2 separate regions of the Homo sapiens genome follow, and region 2 is linked to region 1. A link is an interaction called in ENCODE POLR2A ChIA-PET data of the cell type or tissue named here. Cell type or tissue: OCI-LY7. All regions are shown on one strand. Links, peaks and the distances in the headings refer to the core of each region. The heading gives the core; the rest is flanking DNA.

Evidence for each region. Peaks named below come from ENCODE experiments on the same cell type or tissue, not always from the same donor. Only the 100,000 strongest peaks of a DNase experiment are listed, where the experiment ranks them.
Region 2: POLR2A ChIA-PET joins it to region 1 with 6 read pairs; 3 of 35 experiments call an interaction of 5 or more read pairs at or near these places.

What each region holds. Positions count from the first base shown.
Region 1 is chr19:43,722,921-43,728,297 of GRCh38, reverse strand. It overlaps SMG9 (SMG9 nonsense mediated mRNA decay factor), which reads left to right. Exons shown (of 14, transcript NM_019108.4): 14 at 1-315. Among named protein-coding and RNA genes, the nearest start is that of IRGC, 9.5 kb to the right of the region's middle. In OCI-LY7, for the core only: a CTCF peak has its summit at 4,541 (motif pointing right); a DNase peak (open chromatin) is centred at 2,667.
Region 2 is chr19:43,806,869-43,812,245 of GRCh38, reverse strand. It overlaps a transcript of LYPD5 not described here. Among named protein-coding and RNA genes, the nearest start is that of LYPD5, 7.1 kb to the right of the region's middle. In OCI-LY7, for the core only: CTCF peaks have their summits at 2,049 and 2,257 (motif pointing right); a DNase peak (open chromatin) is centred at 2,265.

The DNA.
Region 1 (5,377 bases), core at 142-5,141:
ACGAGCTCTTACAACAGATTCACTATTGTGAGGACAGTACCAAGGGGCTGGCGCTGAACCATGAGAAACCACCCCCATGATGCCGTCCCTCCCGCCAGGCCCCACCTCCAACAGTGGTGACTACAAACTACAAGTTGACATGAGATCTGGTGGGGACACAGATCCAAACCATATCAGTGCCTGACCTATGCTGAGCCTCAATAAATGTTAAATGCCACCATCATCCACAGGTGCCAGGTCTGCATTGGGCACATAGCATTTTGCAATCCTCTAACTTTGCAAATAAATGAGCCAATACATACTCTTTCTCCTTAATGCAAGCGATTGGTCTCTATCACCAGTGACTGAGAAGTGCCGACTGTTAGGGAATGGCAGCTAAAAAGCATTATTTCACTACAAAGTCTAGTTCAGTCATGCGCTGGTACCGGGGGTGACCTCTTTTCCCACTCTGGGCCTCTGCTGGAAGACGAAGGGGAAGGGGTGGGCAGTATCTCAAGGGTCCAGGCTCTCCTTCTCTGCCACCAGTACCCCAGAGCATGTCCCTGACCTTCCAGCTACTGTTGACAGCCATCCAGGATCTGGCTGAGCCCACTCTCCTCAGAGAAGGTGCTGGGGTGGCAGCTTTGGGGGTGGCAAACTCCATCTTGGAGCAGAGGAAGGAGAAACGCCCTGCTGCAGGATCTCGCGAGCCAGCTGGGCATGGCCGGTGGTCAAATGCTCTGATGCAATGATAATGAGGATGTAACGGTCCAGCAGCACCTGCTGGAGGTACTTGTCAGCCTAAAAAGTGGGCGTGCCTATGCCTGGCCGGTCTGATGATGACCGTGGGTGCGGGTAGGGTGTAGGGTCCACAGCCATTTCTATCACAGCCATGCAGGCTGAGTTAGGGTCTTTATTTCGTAGCCTCTCATGATATTGACAGGTCAACTTGCCTGAGCCTGTGCCCTTGGTAGTGCCAGCGTGCAGCCTGCATTCTCCCGTGAACAAAGTGTGGCCTGCAACTTGGCAGCAACTGCTGGCAGATTCCCCATCTTGCGGGCCTCCGTCAGAGCCCTGGCTGCCTCTCACGACAGCATCAGTATCTTGAACTGGCTGAGGGCTGGCTGGGCTGTACTTGCCATGGGTTGCCTGACCCCTAGTTCTCCAGCTTCAGAACGTGGTGACCCTTAGCAGAACAGGGGAGGGAGTATTTTCACCCTGAGTTACCCATTCTCCAATCCCTCTGCATGCCTGTCATAAATGTGTTACAATATACTTGCTGCCTTGGCATCCACTTTTAGGCCTGACATACATTGTTTGAAACTCAACGAAACCTCATCACCTTGGCCTAGTAAAACTTCCCCTTCCCCTTGTGGCTTGCAGTTTAGCCCACTTGTTCCTCATCTCACCAATCCAAAATCCAACAACATCCTACAGTGGCTGACCATGGCCCTATGGGATGGTCAACATCAGAGCGATGTAAATAAGTTCCCCCTTCAAGCGTGTTTTCTTTAAAATAGCCAATCCACAACCACCATGGGAAAGCCTAAGGGAATACAGGCATAGGCCCACAGGTTGTTTTTTTTTTTTTTTTGAGACGGAGTCTAGCTCTGTTGCCCAGGCTGGAGTGCAGTGGCGCAATCTCGGCTCACTGCAACCTCTGGCCTCCCGGGTTCAAGTGATTCTCCAGCCTCAGTCTCCCGAGTAGCTGGGATTACAGGTGCCCGCCACCACCCCTGGCTAATTTTTTGTATTTTTAATAGAGATGGGGTTTCACTATATGTTGGCCATGCTGGTCTCGAACTCTTGACCTCAGGTGATCCACCCACCTTGGCCTCCCAAAGTGCTGGGATTACAGGTGTGAGCCACTGCACACAGCTCTCCATGACTGTTTGACACTATCTTTTGATTCCCTAAAAAATGTTTACAAGAATTTCCGCTAGATAATGCTGAACTGGCTGAACTATGGATATAGATGGATCGTATCTGAAAGATGACAATGGTAAAAACTGTGTAAGATATGTAGTTACCACTTCCTTCGAAGTTGCTGAAGCCGCCCCTTACCTGTGGCTACTTTTTTTTTTTTCTTTTGAGATGGAGTCTTGCTCTGTTGCCCAAGCTGGAGTACAGTGGCGCAATCTCAGCTCACTGCAACCTCTGCCCACTGGATTCAAGCAATTTTCCTGCCTCAGCCTCCCGAGTAGCTGGGATTACAGGCACCCACCACCATGCCCAGCTAATTTTTTTGTATTTTTAGTAGAGACAGGGTTTCGTCATGTTGGCCAGTCTTCCTGAACTCCTGACCTCAAGTAATCTGCCTACCTCGGCCTCCCAAAGTGCTGGGATTACAGGTGTGAGCTGCTGCGCCTGGCCCCTGTGGCTACTTTTGCACGAAAAGCTAAACTCACTGCCCTTGCTGGCCTCCTCGTGAAAGGGCAATCTGTTACTCTATACAGATAGTAGATATGCCTTTGGGGTTGCTCCTGATTTTGGACTGCTATGGAAATGAAGGGGTTTACTCACGTCCACTGGAGGTCAAATTAAAAATGGATCCTATGTACGGGACTTACTGGATGCCATCCAGCTGCCAGCTGCCTTGGCTATTATGGAAACTCCCGGACATTCAAGGTTAACCTCTGCGGAAGCTAGAGGAAACAGTCTTGGCTGATAATGCCGCAAAGGATGCTGCTGTTAAAGGTTCGGTTCCTCAAATCTCTCTTGAGGCCCAGCTAAAAGAGCCACCAAAAGGTGATCTAAAAATGATTACCAAAGATGCACAAAATTGGGCACCAGAAACGGAAGAACAAAATTGGAAAGATCACACTGCTAGTTCAATGATTTGAAAAAAAAAAAAAAAAAAAAAAAAAAGCTGTGTTTAAGGCCTGATAACCAGTTCTCTCCAAGTCAATATTCTTAACTACAGTACATAATCTGACCCACTGGGGAACTTACAAATTGTTTTATGAAACAATATTAGGGGGAGTGACATTAAAAGAAGCTGTACTGGCCAAGTGCAGTGGCTCTCGGGCCTGTAATCCCAGCACTCTGGGAGGCCGAAGGGGGCGGATTGCTTGAGTCCAGGAGTTCGAGACCAGCCTGGGCAACATAGGGAAATCGTGTCTCTACTAAAAATATCAAAATAAGTAGTTTCAACTACTGGGGAGGCTGAGGTGGGAGAGTCACCTGAGCCTAGGAGATCAAGGCTGCAGTGAGTGGAGATCGTGCCATTGCACTCCAGTCTGAGTGACAGAATGAGACCCTCTCTCAAAAAAAAAAAAAAAAAAAAAAAAAAAAGCTGCCAAAAAAAAAAAAAAAAGCCTATTTGGCACTTGTGCCACCTGCCGTAAGTTTAACTCAGGAAAATGTGTACATCCCGATCCTGGACATTTTAATCTACCTAATGGGCCCTTCAAGGTTTGGCAAATGGATTTTATCCAACTACCCACTTCCGTGTGTGTGTGTGTGTGTGTGTGTGTGTGTGTGTGTGTATATATATATATATATATATATATGTACTAGTAACAGTTTGCACATTCTCCTATTGGGTAGAGGCTTTCCTGGTAGACAAGCCACTGCTTCAGCTGTGGCCAAAATTCTCCTGGAAAAAAAGTATTCCCACCTAGGGAACTCCCCTTGAAGTACATCGTGATCAGGAGCCCATTTTACTGGCCATATAATAAAACAAGTGAGTTCAGTTTGGCCAATTTCTCAGCATTTCCACTGTCTACAATCCCCAATCTTCTGGCTCAGTGGAACAAACAAGGGGAACTATAAAAACCCAGTTGGATGGCCGGGCACAGTAGCTCACCCCTGTAACCCCAGCACTTTGGAAGGCTGAGGCAGGCAGATCACTTGAGATCAGGAGTTCAAGACCAGCCTGGCCAACATGGTGAAACCCCATCCCTATTAAAAATACAAAAATTAGCCAGGTGTGGTGGTACACGCCTATAATCCCAGCTACTTGGGAGGCTGAGGCAGGAGAATTGCTCAAACCCAGGGGACAGAGGTTGCAGTGAGCTGAGATCAAGCCGCTGCACTCCAGCCTAGGTGATAGAGTGAGACTCCATTTCAAAACAAAAAAACAAAAAACCCAGTTGGCAGAATTTATCTACACCTTCCTTGACCTAAGTTCCTCCTTTGGTATTATTAAATCTAAGGGCCACTCTCTTTGGGGCTCATAAACTTTCACCTTTGGAAATAGTCACAGGCCATCCTATGCACTTGGCCTCCTCTGCTTTTGACCCTTAATTGATAAAAGGAGACATATCCATCTGGGTGCAGTGGCTCACACTCGTAAAATCCTAACACTTTGGGAGGCTGAAGCAAGGGGATCGCTTGAGTCCAGGAGCTCGAGACCAGCTTGGGTAACATGGCAAAACCCTGTCTCTACAAAAACACAAAAATTAGCTGGGTGTAGTTGTGTGTGCACCTGTAGTCCCAGCTACTCGGGATGCTGAGACGGGACGATCACTTCAACCGGGAGGCAGAGGTTGCAATGAGCCAAGATCCCGCTACCGTACTCCAGCCTGGGCACCAGAGGGAGACACTGTCTCAAAACAAAAACAAAAAAACAAAAAAAAACAAAACAGACATACTTCAATATTAATAAAGCCTTACTAAGGTAAAGGCATTAATAAAGCAATGGATAGAAATCATATTTTGATAGAACAATCTTTCCACAGCACAATCATAGGAGACAAAGACCTACAACACCATGATCTGCAGCCTGGCGACTTTGTCTATTGGAAAAGACACGTACGCAAGAATTCTATCCAGCCTTACCAGAAAGAGCCACATTAAGTCCTTCTCACCAATCCCTGTGCTGCCAAACTAAAGGGCATTGACTTCTGTATCCACATCTTTCATATTTATTTATTTATTTATTTTTGAGATGGGGTTTTGCCCAGGCTGGAGTGCAGTGGCATGATCTCGGCTCACTGCCACTTATGCCCACTGGGTTCAAGCGATTCTCCTGCCTCAGCCTCCCAAGTAGCTGGGATTACAGGTGCCTGCCACCACGCCCAGCTAATTTTTGTGTTTTTAGTGGAGATGGAGATGGGGTTTCACCATGTTGGCCGGGCTGGTCTTGAACTCCTGACCTCAAGTAATCCGCCCACCTCGGCCTCCCAAAATGCTGGGATTACGGGCGTGAGCCACTGCGCCCAGCCTATTTTTTCTTTTTTTGAGATAGGATCTCATTCTGTCACCCAGGCTGGAGTGCAGTGGCACGATCATGGCCCATTACAGCCTTGACCTCTGAGGCCCAAGTGATCCTCCCACCTCAGCCTCCTGAGTAGCTAGGCCTACAGGCGCGTGCCACATGCCTGGCTAGTTTTTTGTATTTTTTGTAGAGACAGGGTCTCGCCATGTTGCCTAGGCTGGTCTCCAACTCCTGGGC
Region 2 (5,377 bases), core at 311-5,310, 84 kb before region 1:
GTGGCCAATGGGACATGGGACATTAGCAAACATAACATAAGCAAAGGCATGAAAAGCACCTGCTTATTAGGGGTTGCTCTTTTTTGCTCCCCTTTGGAACGTTGCAACTCCCATGTGATAAAGTTCAAGCTAGCCATTTGGAGGAGAACTGAGGCCTGCCTGACAGCCAGTCTTGTGAGTGAGACCATTCTGGGTCATCCAGCCACCACCCAACCCTCCAGCTGACCACAAGCACATGACAGAGCCCAGCAGAAATCAGTCAAGCCAGCCCATATCAGAAGAACAACCCAAGAGACACACAGGATTTGGAGAGGGGTAAAATGCTTGATGTTTTAAGCCCCTACATTTTGCTTGTGGTTTCCTATGCACCAGAGGCTGACACAGAAGATAGAGATAGAATAAGCAAATATGGCAAATGTTGACAATTTTGATCCACATAATTGCTATATGGATGATCAATGAGTCTTCCTGCCTGCCTTCCTCCCTCCCTCCCTCCCTTCCTTCCTTCCTCCCTCCCTCTCTCCTTCCCTCTTTCTTTCTCTCTTTCCTTCTTTCTTTCTTTCTTTCTTTCTCCCTTTGTCACCCAGGCTAGAGGGCAGTGGCGTGATCTCTGCTCACTGCAACCTCCGCCTTCCAGGTCCAAGCCATTCTCCTGCCTTTGCCTCCCAGGTAGCTGGGATTATAGGTGCCCACCACCACATCAGGCTAATTTTTGTATTTTTAGTAGAGACAGAGTTTCGCCCTGTTGGCCAGTCTGGTCTTGAACTCCTGACCTCAGGTGATCTGCCCGCCTTGGCCTCCCAAAGTGCTGGGATTACAGGCGTGAGCCACCGTGCCCAGCTGATGAGCTAATTTTTCAACACTTTCATACCTTTAAATTTGTTTGCAATAAAATTTAGAAAAATCACCTTTATTTTCATGATGTCACGTTTCTCAACTATTCCATGTTATCCATTTTTTTTTCCCTCAATCTCCTGGGCTCAAGCTGTCATAGTCATCCTGCCTCAACCTCCCAAATGCTGGGATTACAGGCATAAGCCATGGCACCCAGCCCCATGTCATCCTATATTTCAAAGTTAATCTGTGAAACCTTGCTTATATCAAGTTAACTCAAAATATTCACCTCTCACCTTTTATTTAGAGCCTTCTCCAGGCTCTAAATAAAATATAAATACAAAGGATATTTAATAATTCTTTATGAACATATTTTAAAGCTGTATTAGAAACTACACAAATGCTGCCAAAGAAAGGTGTTTGATCACGCTGTGGGTGGTCTGGTATATATTTACTATTATTTAAAAAATATTTTTCTGTTAGGCTGGGCGCAGTGGCTCACGCCTGTAATCCCAGTCCTTTGGGAGGCCGAGGCAGGTGAATCACCTAAGGTCAGGAGTTCAAGACCAGCCTGGCCAACGTGGTGAAACCGCATCTCTACTAAAAGTACAAAGAATTAGCCAGGCGTGGTGGCAGGCCCCTGTAATCCCAGCTTACTTGGGAAGCTGAGGCAGGAGAATCACTTGAACCCAGGAGGCAGAGGTTGCAGTGAGCCAAGATCGCTGCATTCCAGCCTGGGCAACAGAGCGAGACTCTGTCCAAAAAAAAGAAAGAAAGAAAGAAAAACGGAAAGAAAGGAAGGGAAGGGAAAGAAAGGGGAGAGGAGGGGAAGGGAGGGGAGGGGAGGGGAGGGGAAGGGAGGGGAGGGGAGGGGAGGGAACGGAAGGGAAGGGTAGAAACTAGCAAAATTAGCCAGGCACAGTGGCATGCAACTGTGGTCCCAGCTACTCAAGAGGCTGAGGAGGGAGGATCACTTGAGCCCAGCAAGTTGAAGCTGCAGTGACCCATGATGATGCCAGCGCACTCCAGCCTGGGTAACAGAGAAAGACCCTGTCTAAAAAAAACACACGACTATATAACATCAGTAGCAAGACAAGCATGTTTACTCTCATTAATTCTATTCAATCATGTACTGGGAGTTCTAGCCTATACAATAAGGCAAGAAAAAGAAAAAAAAGGCATAAAGATTGGAGAGGAAAAAGTAAAATGGATTTTGTTTTGCAGATGCCATGATTCTACTGTCACCATGTGCAGTTGTTCATGTTGGGCACTGCACAAGAACACTACACCTAAGGAGGTGCTATTCATATCACAGACATCTTTACTATTTTGAAAACAACTTTTTGAAAATTATTATGTATTGTGCATGCTATTGACGGTTGCAAAAGTGATTTACAATTTATTGCAACTATGTTCCAGCAGATGGCAGTAAAGTGTCTTGTTCCAAGAGGGTTGGTAGCTACCATTCTACTTCCATATACTAAGGAGACATTGGTTTTGAAATGGAAAGACGTGTTGATTTTATGTCATTTAAAATAGTCTGTGCTTCTAAACAATGAGCTGCTCTTCCACCTGATATGCAGAACATTTTGTTAAAGTCCCTAATGGTGCCAGCACATTGTCTGTATTCAGTATTTCATATTGCAGTTCATATTTTCATCTAATTATTTACTCTACCAGACTGGAATTGTTGAATTCTATGTTTAAATCTACAAGTCCTGGCCAGGCACAGTGGCTCACGCCTGTAATCCCAGCACTTTGGGAGGCCAAGGCGGGTGGATCACCTGAGGTCAGGAGTTGAAAACCAGAGTGACCAACATGGTGAAACCCTGTCTCTACTAAAAATACCAAAAATTAGCCCAGTGAATGAGCCGGGCGTGGTGGCAGTCGCCTGTAATCCCAGTTACAGAGGCTGAGGCAGGAGAATCGCTTGAACCCGGGAGGCGAAGGTTGCAGTGAGCCAAGATTTCGCCATTGCACTCCAGCCTGGGTGACAAGAACGAAGCTCTGTCTTAAATAAATAAATAAATCTACAAGTCCTTTCACTTGGCACAAATCACTGTATAATAATATCCGGTCAGGTGCAGTGGCTCACACATGTAATCCCAGCACTTTGGGAGGCTGAGGTGGGCAGATCACGAGGTCAGGAGTTCGAGACCAGCCTGCCAACGTGGTGAAACCAAGTCTCTACTAAAAATGCAAAAATTAGCCGGGTGTAGTGGCGGGCGCCTGTAATCCCAGCTACTCGGGAGGCTGAGGCAGGAGAATCACTTGAACCCGGGAGGTGGAGGTTGCAGTGAGCCGAGACCACGCCGTTGCACTCCAGCCTGGGTGACAGGGCAAGACTCTTGTCTCAAAACAACAACAACAATAACACAACAAACTAATATCCGGTTACCATTAATCATCCACAAAGAATGTGTGTGGGTTGAAATTAAAGAGTATTATGCAAGTCTGTTAATTATACTATTATAGTAGTTGCTTATTATTGCTTTAGAAATTTCATCAGTATAAAAATAAACTTATGAAAATTTAATGATTTGTTGCCTACATAGTATTGTAAGATGCTAAAATTCTAAGATAAAATATTAACCTTATTCGATGTCTATCAAGGACAAAAAATAATCAGGACCAGAAAATGGAAAGCTATTATGAAACAAAGTGGATCATTGAATGAATTTTTGAGAAAAACAAAGTTGCAAGGGGAAAAAATTTCCACAGCTGCTATTTTGGCAGAATGTAGCACAGATCCATTAATTATTGAGCAGAACAGACCATGAATTTACTCCTTCCACTTTTGGGTAAGCCAAGAAAAGAAAATTCAAGAAATAACTGGAAGACAGGAAAAATGGAGAATAAACGAACCCTTTAATTACATGTTCTTTTCGTCAATCCAGGTACCCAGCCACCTAATTTAAATATTAAACTCTTTAGATGTGAATATTTAAATATTAAACCCTTAAATTTAAACTCTTAAAAATTATTCACCTTAAATAAGAGCAGTTAGGCTGGGTGCAGTGGCTCACGCCTGTAACCTCAATGCTTTGGGAGGCTGAGGCCAGTGGATCAGTTGGGGTCAGGAGTTCGAGACCAGCCTGGCCAACATGGTGAAACCCCGTCTCTACTAAATATACAAAAATTAGCCAGGCGTGGTGGCAGACACCTGTAATCCCAGCCTCTCCGGAGGCTGAGACATAAGAATCACTTGAACCTGGGAGGCAGTGGTGAGTCAAGATCACGCCACTGCACTCCAGCCTAGGCAACAGAGTGAGACTCTGTCTCAAAAAAAAGAGCATTTAACTTCCAAAAGACAGTAACGGTAGACAGAAAAGTAGTTTCACATCAATTTTTTCAACTGAGGAATAAATGACCAGATCAGGTAACTTTGTTTAATCTCAAAGGATTCTGTAATTAATGTTTATTTCAAAGAGGTGGAAAAAATACACTGGAGATGGAGAAAAATACACTAAAACAAAGAAATGAGTAGAATGTGGTGGATGCTGTGATTTGCCACCAAGATCTCTTTAGGAATGAAGGACTCTGACAGCTGCTTCTGATGTCAGCCCCTTGGGCATTGCCTCAGCTGATCAGAACCCAGAAGCCCAGTGCCAGACCTCCCCCTGGGGTGCACTGAACCCTTGGATTGACTGAATCAGGACCCAATCTCACCCTCTGCTCAAAATCCAGTTTCCTTTGCCTCCTTTATGCAGCTATTGATCCCAAGGTCCTGCATGCTAATCTCAGCCTCACAATCTGCCTCCCAGGAGAGCCTAGCCTGCAACAACACAGGTGAGCACAGCTATCACAAATTATTTGAAAATTAGAAGGTGGGCCAGGCGCGGTGGCTCACACCTGTAATCCCAACTCTGGGAGGCCGAGGCAGGCGGATCACCTGAGATCAGGAGTTCGAGACCAGCCTGGCCAAAATGGTGAAACCCCATCTCTACTAAAAACACAAAAATTAGCTGGGCGTGGTGGCAGGCGCCTGTAAATTCAGCTACTACTCAGGAGGCTGAGGCAGGAGAATCGCTTGAACCTGGGACACGGAGGTTGCAGTGAGCTGAGATCACACCATTGCACTCCAGCCTGGGTAACAAGAGCGAAACTCTGCCAAAAAAAAAAAAGAAAAAGAAAAGAAAAGAAAAGAAAGAAAATGAGGTGAGGGGCACTTCCACAAGAGCGTGCAACATTCAAAATGATTTGATATAATAACCAAAAAAATTCAAAGCAGGGTCCCAAACAGATATTTGTACAGCCATATTCATAACAGCATTACTCACAATAGCCCAGAGGCGAAACAACCCCAGTGTCCATTGATGGAAGGATGAATGAATAAATAGAATGCGGTGTATCCACACAATGGGATATTGTTCAGCCTTTAAAAGGAAGGAAATTCTGACACATGCTACATACAACATGGTTATACCTTCGGGACATTATGCTAAGTGAAATAAGCCAGTCACTAAAGGACAAGTACTATATGACTTCACTTATATGAGTTATCTAGAGCAGCGGTCCTCAACCTTTTGAGCACCAGAGACTG